2 separate regions of the Homo sapiens genome follow, and region 1 is linked to region 2. A link is a loop called in an ENCODE intact Hi-C map of the cell type or tissue named here. Cell type or tissue: heart right ventricle. All regions are shown on one strand. Links, peaks and the distances in the headings refer to the core of each region. The heading gives the core; the rest is flanking DNA.

What was found. A loop is a pair of places that touch in the nucleus more often than their neighbours do. Peaks named below come from ENCODE experiments on the same cell type or tissue, not always from the same donor. Only the 100,000 strongest peaks of a DNase experiment are listed, where the experiment ranks them.
Region 1: a loop joins it to region 2, with 2.2 times the contacts of the local background. A loop is called at or near these places in 67 of 110 quality-filtered maps.

What each region holds. Positions count from the first base shown.
Region 1 is chr10:22,302,375-22,307,759 of GRCh38, reverse strand. No RefSeq gene overlaps it. Among named protein-coding and RNA genes, the nearest start is that of COMMD3, 11 kb to the left of the region's middle. In heart right ventricle, for the core only: no CTCF peak of the experiment used is centred there; no DNase peak of the experiment used is centred there.
Region 2 is chr10:22,226,771-22,232,155 of GRCh38, reverse strand. TRN-GTT2-3 (tRNA-Asn (anticodon GTT) 2-3) reads left to right here and starts at 2,574; the gene lies at 2,574-2,647. RefSeq lists a silencer at 2,873-3,122. In heart right ventricle, for the core only: no CTCF peak of the experiment used is centred there; DNase peaks (open chromatin) are centred at 2,635 and 2,945; H3K4me3 peaks cover 2,775 bases; H3K27ac peaks cover 2,786 bases.

The DNA of each region.
Region 1 (5,385 bases), core at 60-5,059, 76 kb before region 2:
TTACTTTTTTACTTTACTGTTCTCATAGAGAGTCCTTTATTAGACAAGTACCTGGTACTTAATAGATAGTCAAGAATATTTGTTCAATGAATGAAGGCAGTATAGTGCATGGAGTACAGAAAACGGGGCTCATGCCAGTATCCCACTTGCTTCCAGTTCTATGACCTTGGACTAAAGACTTATTTTCTCTAAGTCTAATTTTCCTAAAGTGTACAGTGGAAATAATAATAGCATCTCTTTCACATGGCTCTTGAAAAGTATTAAGACCTAAGGCACATGCACCATTATTGGTATTTATTTGGTAATTTTAACCAAATTGTGTAATTCTATAATTGTGAGGTTTTACTGGTGCAGGTGCGCATGCGATGTAACCATTTGAGGACCCCAAGCACATAAGCCCCTATTTAGAAAATGAAAACGAAAACCTTCTGGGTGCTGCCTGGCACTTCTTCACTATCAGGAACTGTAAAGTGAACCTTACAGAGCTCTTTTAATAACAGCAGTCATATGATGCCCTCAAAGGCCTTGATGACAATAATTCTCTTATCTTCTCACCTCCTGATCCCTCAAGAATCTTAGAGCCCACCAATGTTCATTATGGTCAGCCTGCTTGTAAACATCTCTCTCTTTAGAAGGCATAGTGGACCATTCCATTCCCTGTCTTTTCACTGGTTCTTCCTCCAGTTTTTCTTGAATCATTTCCTTTGGTAAGCAGCTCTTTAGAAAATCTCAGGGAGCAAAATCGAGATGTCTTCGTATTTTTCTCTGGCACATCCTTCGTCTGGGTTCAGGGAGTTGCTGTCTCACACTCTAGTCTGAGTGATCCATAACTTGTGGTACTTTTGACTCTGCTTGAAACATCTATCTACAAAGAGCCCAAAGTCCATAAGGCATTGAGAAGACTGGCCAAATTGAAAAAAAACAGTAAGAACCCTCATTTACCATGGAATGGAGGACACATGATTTGGAATGTAGAGGTTTAAATTCTACAACTCCAAAATATCGAACAGTTCAATGAGTTCTGGGAAAGGTATGCAGTTGTGTAACCGCGCTACACTCAAGATGTAGAGTGTCACCATAATCCCAGCGAACTTCCCTCTTCCCATTTGCAGTCATTATACTTGCCCTACCCCTGACCCCAGGAGACTACTGATCTACTTCATCTCACTGTAGTTTTGCCTTTTCCAGAACATCATACAAATGGAATCATGCAGTATGTAGTCTTTTGTGTCTGTTTTTTGTTTTGTTTTGTTTTGTTTTCTGAGACGAAGTTTCGCTCTTGTTGCCCAGGCTAGAGTGCAGTGGTGTGATCTTGGCTCACTGCAACCTCCGCCTCCTGGGTTCAAGTGATTCTCCTGCCTCAGCCTCCCAAGTAGCTGGGATTACAGGCATGTGCCACCACACCTGGCTAATTTTGTATATTTAGTAGAGACGGGATTTCTCCATGTGGGTCAGGCTGGTCTCGAACTCCCGACCTCAGGTGATCTGCCCGCCTCGGCTTCCCAAAGTACTGGGATTACAGGCAAGAGCCACCACACTCAGCTGGTTTTTTACCTAGCATAACATTTTTGAGATTCTCCCTGTTGATATATCAGCAATTCATTTCTTCTTATTGCTGAATAGTATTCCATTGTAGGGACATACCAGTTTGTTTTTCCATTCACCAGTTGATGGACATATGGATTGTTTCCAGCTTTTTGGCAATTATGAATAAAGCCTCTATGAAGATTTCTGTGCTAGTTTTGTGTAGACATAATGTTTTTATTTCTCTTACATAAATTCCAAAGTGTGGGATTGCTGGGTTATATGATGTGTGTATGTTTAACTTTACAAGAAGCTGCCAAACTATTTTCCACAGTAGCTACATCGTATACATTCCCACCAGTATTGTATGGGACTTTCAGTTGCTTCACATCCTCTTTCTTATATGGTATTATCAGTTATTTTTATTTTAGACACTTTGATAGATATATAGTATGTTATTGTGGTTTTAATTTGCATTCCCGTAATGACTAATATGTTGAGCATCTTTTTATGTGCCTGTTTCTCATCCAAATATCTTCACTAATTGTCTATTCAAATATTTTGTCAAGTTTTTAATTGGGTTGTTTTCTTATTACTGAGTTCTGAGAGTCCTTTATGTATTCTAGAGACTTGTCCTTTATCAGCTATGTGTTTGCAAATATTTTTGTAGATATTTCATGAATTGTCTTTTCATTTGAATGTCACTCAAAGAGCAGAAATTTTAAGTCCGACTATTTTTTTTTAATGAATCGTGCTTTTGGTATTGTATTTAAAAATATCATTCCCTAACCAATGTCACAAAGATTTTCTCCTATGTTTTCTTCTAGAAGTTTTATGTTTCACACTTTAGATTTATTTTAAGTCAATTTTTATGTATGGTGTGAAATATGAGTTGTTATTCTGTGTGTTTGCATATGGATGTTCAATTATTTTGCCCTATTTTTTGAAAAGACTATCTCATCTCTACTGAATTACCTTTGTACTTTTTTCAAATTTCAACTGACCATATGTTGTGGGTCTATTTCTGGATCTTCTATTCTGTTTCATTTATCTATTCATCAGTCCTTTTGCCAATACCACGCAGTGTTGATTATGGTAGATTTATAGTAAGTCTTAAAATTAGATAATGTGAATCTTCTTTGTACTTCTTTTTCAAAGTTGTTTTGGCAATTCCATTTTGTTTGCTTTTCCACATAAATTTTAGAATCATCTTGTTGATTTTTTTTTTTTTGAGATGGTCTCACTCTCACCCAGACTGGCTCACACAACCTCTGCCTCCCAGGCTCAAGCAATTCTCCTGCCTCAGCCTCCCAAGTATCTTGGATTACAGGTGTGCACCACTACTGCCTGGATAATTTTTATATTTTTAGTATAGATGTGGTTTCACCATGTTGGTCAGGCTGGTCTTGAACTCCTGACCTCAAATGATCCACCTCCCTTGGCCTCCCAAAGTGCCGGGGTTATAGCCGTGAGCCACTATGCCTGGCCCCATCTTGTTGGTTTCTACCAAAAAAAGCCTAGTGGGATTTTTATTGGAATCACATTTAATCTATAAATCATTTTGGAGGTGAAATGACAACACTATTGAGTCTTCCGATATGTAAACATGGTATATTTCCACTTTTATTTACATCTTCTTTGATTTCTCTCTTCAATGTTTTATAGTTGAGCATGCAGATTTCATATTTTGTTAGATGCATACCTAAATATTTTATGCTTTTTGGTGCTATTTGAAATGATACTTTAAATTTTTTCATTTTAAAATTTCTTCATTACAAGTATATACAAATACAATTGATTTTGTCTGTTGACCTTATATCCTATGACCTCACTAAAACTCACTTATTAGTTCCACTAGCTTTTTTATAGCTTCTTTGGGAATTTCTGTATAGACAATCATGTCTTCTGTGAATAGAGATAGTTTTATTTAATATTTTTTCCTTTTCAATCTGCATATCTTTGATTTATTTTTCATGCCTTATTGCACGGGCTATGGCTTCCAGTACGATGTTGAATAGGAAGGTGAAAGTGACATCCTTGCCTTGTTTCTCATCTTTAGGGAAAGCATTTGGTCTTTGAGCATTAAGTATGATATTAGTTATAGGTTTTTCATAAATGCCTTTTCTTAGGTTGAACAACATGGGAATATTCCTTATATTTCTGGTTTGCTGGTAGTGGTTTTCAAAATTATGAGTAAATGTTGAATTTTGTCAAAGCCCTATTCTTTATCTATTGAGATGATCATACATCTGTTGAAATGGTGAATTACTTTGATTGCTTTTTAAATTTTGAAACTAACTTACATTCCCAGGATAAAGCTCACTTGGTCTTGGTGTTTTATTCTTTTCATATATAGCTGGATGTGATATATATGTGTGAATATATATACATACACATATATGTAAAAACAAGGTTTCACCATGTTGCCCAGGCTGATCTTGGAACTCCTGGGCTCAAGCAATACACCTGCCTCAGCCTCCTAAAGTGCTGGGATTACAGGCATGAGCCACCGTGCCCGGCCTTGATTTGCTAATATTTTGTTGCAGTTTTGTGTGTGTGCGTTCATGAGGCAAATTGGTCTGTCACTTTCTTTTCTTCTCATGCCTTTGTCTGCTTTTGGTATCAGGGTAATGCTGACCTCTTTCCTCTTTTATTTCTGGAAGAGTTTGTGTACAATTGGTATTATTTTTTCTATAAATATTTAGTAGAATTCACCAGGGAGGTCATCTGAGCCTGCAGTTTTCTTTGTTACAAGGTCTTAGACTATGAATTTATTTTTGAAGTGAATATAGTACAATTCAGGTCATCTATTTTTTTTCTTGAGAGAACTGCCACTTGTCTTTTCATTTCTTTGATGGTGTCATTCAAAGAGCGAAAGATTTTACACTAGTCGTAGTACTTAATACAATAGACAATAGCAAACAATTGTAAGTTCTTAAGCAGCATAGTACAGTGAAACAGTAGTGTTCAGGAAGATGAGTAGGATTTAGACAGGATCAAAGAAGGAGACTGGAGTTAAGGAGACTATCAAGCAGATAGGGGTCAGGGCAGAGGTGAAGGTAGCAAAAAGGAGGAAAGTGAACCCTTGGAAGTCACTTTAAAGAAAGAATTGACAGGACTCAGTAACTGTCTGGAAGTAGGGGCACTCAAGAATGAACCTAAGATTCTTTGTGGAGAGATGGAAAGAATGGCAAAACTGCAGACATAGGTGGTTGGATGGAAAAGGTAGCCATTGTACAGGGCCGGGTCATGCTTCCTCTTGGGATATGTTGAGTGTTAAGTGAGTTGCTATGGGAATTGCTGGTGAAAATAGCATTAGAAGGGATGACAATAAGAGAGATTCCTGAATTAGCAAGGCCAGGGTGCCCCAGAAGGAAAAGAGAATCAGATAGGATTTCCATATGAGATATAGCGTGCCTAATTAAATTAGAATTTCCAATGAAAAATGAATGATTTTAAATAAGAATGTTCTAAATATTGTACTTGACATACTTATAATAAAAATTAATTCATTGTTTATCTTAAATTCCAATTTCATTAAGCATCCTATATTTTTATTGCTAATCCTGGCAACTCTAGGATCTGAGAACTGTGATTTCCTTGTGAATTGATCTCAAGAACCACAAAGAAAGAGAAAACATCATAAGAAGAGATCACAAAAGTTGCAGAGGAATTTAAAAATACCAATCAGCGTAGGTTGAGGACCAGGCTGTTGATGACAGAAGAGCACTAATACTATATAAATCATAGGCCTATTTTCAAGTTTGGGTCCATAAATACAAATGTTAGCCGCATTTGAGTTTCTCTCTGAATAATATTAAGAATCACTTATGACCCAAGGAACTGACAGACTAAACTTAT
Region 2 (5,385 bases), core at 116-5,115:
GGTCTTGAACTCCAGACCTCAGGTGACCTGCCCGCCTCAGCCTCCCAAAGTGCTGGGATTACAGGTGTGAGCCACCATACCCGGCTATTAAAAAAAATTTTTTTTAACTGGATTTTTCGTTTTTAACGACTCCGTCACCATACTTCTGAAATACAGAAATGAAGAAGAATTCAGGTCATGCACAATCCTGCTAATGGCAACCCTGTGAGTTGCCTATGCTGTTGGGATGAAGCTGGAAGAATATTATCTGAAAGCCTTGGATTCATGGTATCTGGAAGGTGTTAGATCAGTGTGGTCCATTGTGGCTTGCCTGTTAAGACAGGTGAATCCTATTTGCACAGATCTTCTTGCTTTTCTCTCTTCCTCTCCAAGAAGAAAATAAAATATATATGCCCATTAATCTGCACAGATGAGCCCCATTGATAGGGCATATTCTTAGGAAAAGTAAATTTGCAGTTCAGTTGTGTATAATACACAAAAAAGGGGGCAAAATGCCCAGTTCATTTTACTTTTAGCAGTTATAAAGACCCAAGTGCTAATGAAGCTATAGGACTCATTTATCTTGGGTTATCTTAAAATTAAGAAAAGATAATGTATGTTTCTAAAATTAATCCAGTGGGCTTAGTTTGGCTTTAAAAACTGAACATAAATATTATGGCCTAAGATGAGATAATCACAAAGATTTAGATGACAATGCATTCTTCTCCCTTATTTTTGTTAGTGATCATTCTGCATAAAAGATGTGCTTGATATATACCATTGGAATAAAATGTTCAGAGTCCATTCAATATTTTAAACATTTATATGCTCCTTTGAAGTAGTTTCAAGTGGAGAGGGAAAACAAGGCAGAGCTAAGTAACCGTGGAAACAGCCATTTTATGTAAAATGTTAAAAACTACAGAACCAGGCTTGAAGACAGTTTTAAAACCAATAGTGGTACTTACATAGACAATTTTTTAGCCTAGAATGAGTTAATATTCCTTTCTGAGTTAGTTTTTCTCATCGACTGTTTCTCATTATCTCTCTTGTTAGAAGTCAAATGCTAGTATGATGACTGAAGTGAGGAAAAGATATTGGAGCTGAAGAGATTTACATGAGTAGAACCGTTCCTAATATTACTTTAAACAGAAGAGTAAACATTGAATGATGGGGCAGTGAAGTACACCCGTTGCAGTCTGTTCTAACTGGATAGTCACAAAAACAACAGAGGAAAGGACACTCAGTTTGGTATTTGGAGAAGAAAAGCCAGTACCTGATAGTTTTAGCTCCCATTAACAGGTACATATAATATTACCAAGTACAAAGCAGCATCGTCTAATGAAATGAGACTTCTCATACACTCTGTAGAAGCATTTCCTAGATTGTTTTTTCAAATTCAAAAATTTCAAGTGCACTTCCAAAAGTTTGTTGAAAGTGGCGTGGTGCAGCTTGGCGTGAATTCACAGCTGTTTAACATCTCAACGCTTTCAGGGAACTCGGCTTCTAATTGGTTCCAAAGCCAATTTAAGTTGTCTTACCATGCAACGGGAACTCAAAATGCTGATTGGACCAAGACGCGTCGCTTACAACGTCTATAAATCATGATAGCGATTGTTTTTGGAGGGATTCTGTACAGAGCGGTTTAGTGACTGTTAAAAATTTAAACACGTTCACGTTCTCAAGTGGAAACTCGCAATTATTTGAGGAGAGAAGAAGGGAGAAAAAGAGCGTTTGGAACTTAGAAGTGTACCTTAAAAGGCACCAGGAAACATTCACACAAAGGGAACGATTTTCATTGAAGTATTTATAGGAATGGAGCATGTTTACCTGCAGTGTTTCTGTGCTAAAAATTTGCAGGAGTTAGTATAAATCATTCCTTTTTCTTCTTTAACTTCTCTTTCCTCAAATTGGGTTTTATTTATCCCTCGAGATGTGTGTTTTAAGTGCTATGCTTCGATGTGGGTGTGTAGGCTAATTCCAGGGACGAGGGCAGATTTAGCAATAAACTACAACGCACTGGAACTAAGAAATGTTCCTGTAGCTTTTTTTCCCTGATGTTTCTTTCCAGTAACAAAATGTTAGTGTGAAATCATTGTACTGTATTTAGTACAAAACAAATAGGGATTTCATCTATGCATTTAGTAATACCTGAATATAAAAATAAAGCAGCCAAATAAAATTCAGATGACCTTGGGAATACTACACAAGTAAATCACGAGAGATGAGCGAACGAAGCACTGGGCAAATTGTTCGAAACAAAGGGAAAGTTTCTCAGCTCACAAGATGAAAGCTTTGATTTTCTCATAAAAGAAAACTAATAAGAAATAGTTATTTTCCTGAAATACAACGTTCCAAATGGGAGTTGGCGGGGGGGAGCAACAGTATTTTAATACATTTTGCAATCTGCAATGCTGCTTGATTTTGTTGTATAATTTTGCGATATGCTTAAAAGGTGGAAAATAGAATTAAGAGGGTTGGAAACGTGAAGTAAAATATTTTGGTTCTGATAGTACCAATCAGAAAGCAGAAACAGCCACACACTGCCTTTATTATTCTTCATAAAGGCTGAGGCAGAAGGGGAAAATGACACCGAAGTCTCTGTGGCGCAATCGGTTAGCGCGTTCGGCTGTTAACCGAAAGGTTGGTGGTTCGAGCCCACCCAGGGACGCGCTCTCCTTTTATGAGCTGGTCGCGGGAAGTTTTGCAGAAATCGAGTTCAGGCCTCCGGGATAAGAAGGGGTGGATTTCCAGGGACCAAGCAAAGAAACCACCGACCCTTACACTACGCGGCCAGCCGGCGAGCCCTTCGCTTTCGGCCGGTGCAGAGCGGCCTCCTCTCCCCCGCTGTCCTCTCCCGGCTGCAGGTGAGCGCGGCCACTCCTTCCCCGGGGTCTTCACGGCGGTCTAGGCCTCGCCAGGGTGCTGGAGCGGGGACGCGCAGAGGCCGCGCGGGCCCGTTTGCCGCGCGCGCCCGCCGCTCCAGCTCTGCGCGTCCCCGGAGGCCCGCGCGTACACGGGGAAGGCGGCCCGGGCTGGTCTTGCTCGGCTTCGTGACGCGTGAAATGTAACGGGGCCACCGAAATGCATGTATTTCAACAGTGTCAAGTTCAAGCTGCAAACTGAAAACTCCTACATTTTGTTGAAGCATGGCCGCCCTTTTGTCTGTTCCCTGTCAGCGTAAACATCTCCGTTTGCGACTTAAACATTAATTGTTCCTGGTATTAATGCCTTCAGAAATAATTTTTGTGTAGTAAATCTTTCGTGTGGACAATATTGTAAGAATATATATTATATTTTACTTTTTCTACTAAAACGCTTGAATTTAGTAGAGAATAGAATAAGCCTGCAACACTTCCCATCAAGGCGGAAAAGGAGAAAACCTCTTTTACAATAGTATGACTGTTAAACCTGAAAAAAAAGAATGATGAGAAAGATTGAATGTGAAGCTGCTACCATACTTTGCTTCAACTTTCTACTTTCAACGTCCCCTACCTTTTATTTCCCCAAATGCAAAGCCCTCTCAAAATAGTTTCCTTCTATTTTATTACTTTGAGAAATAATCATAGTTTCATCATAATAATTATTGTTTTGGCTTGGACTACAGAAAATTGAAAGACAGTTTTGAAGAAAAGTGTAAGAACTAATACATCTTATTCCTGTGGATATATTGTTTTATATTCGTTATGTTTCAGCTCAGTTGACATATTAATAAAGGCTTATTTTATTGAGTGCTTTCGTGGAGAAAGGTATGTAATCTTCATAAGTCTTCCAGGTCCTATTATTGCCATTGTACAGATGAGGCAACTGAGGCACAGTGCGACTGAGTAAATAGCTGAGTAATTTGCCGGAAGTCACAGTGAGTTTGGAACCTGGGTAGTCAGGCCCAAGCCCAAGCTCCTCCCTGATGTACTGCCTTCTTGGAAGTTCCTTCCTCTAAAATACAGCTACCTAATTAGTTAATTTGAAACCAAAAGATACTTGAATTGGTTTTTATGAAGTTTCGTTAATATTTTGCTCCAAATCTTGTAAAGGGGGTAAAATAAAAACCAACACAACATTTGTGGCGTGCTAAAGGGCATTGTTAAATTATGCATTCATTGGGCTGCTCAATTTTATTCAAATGAAAGCTGTGTGTGCATAGGAAGTATTCCTGGGGAATCTGTCTTAGGGAAACAATTTGTTAGCATTTAGGTACAGAAGGCAAGATGAGAGAGAGAGGCAGGCAAAATCTGGAAGGAGACAGATTCAGGATAGATTCAGGCCATGGAGTCTAGAGACTAAGGATTCTTTGACCCCAAGCTGATGTTTGGGAATTGGCACATCCACGTAGACCCCTGTTTCAGGACACTTTTGTGAGATAGTACCAGAATTTGTACTTGACCAGGGGCCTAGGTGGCAGTTTAAAATTTGATCTTAAATTTCTAAATACATTCTATTTCACCCTATTTTGGGTATTAATATGATTTAGAGACCAGAAAATGGAGGAGAATTAAATGGGAATGGAGGTGTCACACTGAGTGCAAAACTCCCCTCTAATGTAAGCAGAAGCAGTTGCTGTGATTATGTGGACAAGTGCTTAGGCCATTTCCTTGGCTCTTGCAGGCAGGTAAGATAGGTGGGTCCCAGTGTGGGTGGCTGACACCGGTAGTCTCAGCACTTTAGGAGGCCAAGGCAGGAGGATTACTTGAGCCCAGGAGTTGGAGACCAGCCTGGGCGACAGAATGAGACAGCATCTCTACACAAAATAAAAAATTAACCCAGCATGGTGATCACTTCATTGCACTCCAGCGTGGGTGACAGAGTGAGACCCTGTCTCAAGAAAAAAAAAAAGGTAGGTGGGCAACAATTTGGAAGAATTGCACAAATATTTATGGATGCATTGGCCTTATAAAATTTCAACGTGTCATGGTTGTTGATGTTGCAATAAATGCTATTTCTGAGGAGCATCTTTTTGTCCTTAATTTCTGGGCTCTGTAATACCAGCCAAACCTAGATATATGTCAAGATCATTTAAAGCTTTAATTAAAGGCTGAATAGCATTTAAAAGGCTATGTTGTATATTTGAGTATGTAAATATGTTCCTAATGTTGCTAATAGAGTTGTATACTTAAACTGCGTATACACAATCAGAGGGAAATTCACTGAAGTAACATAATAAAAGGTGAACCAATTGCTATGATTTAAAAATAAAAACTCATTAGAGAATGTACTATTCATCTAATTCAGAAAAGGACAAAACAGATAATAGATAAAAATTAAAGATCTGTCACAAAAGTCATAGAAGTCATTCATTTAAAGTATTTTTATAATGCAAGTGTTTCTTTAGAAAATAATGGAGGCTAGGAGGAAGCCACATGGTTTAACGTGTCTCTGCTTTCGTTTCTAACACTTGTGTCTGATGTCATG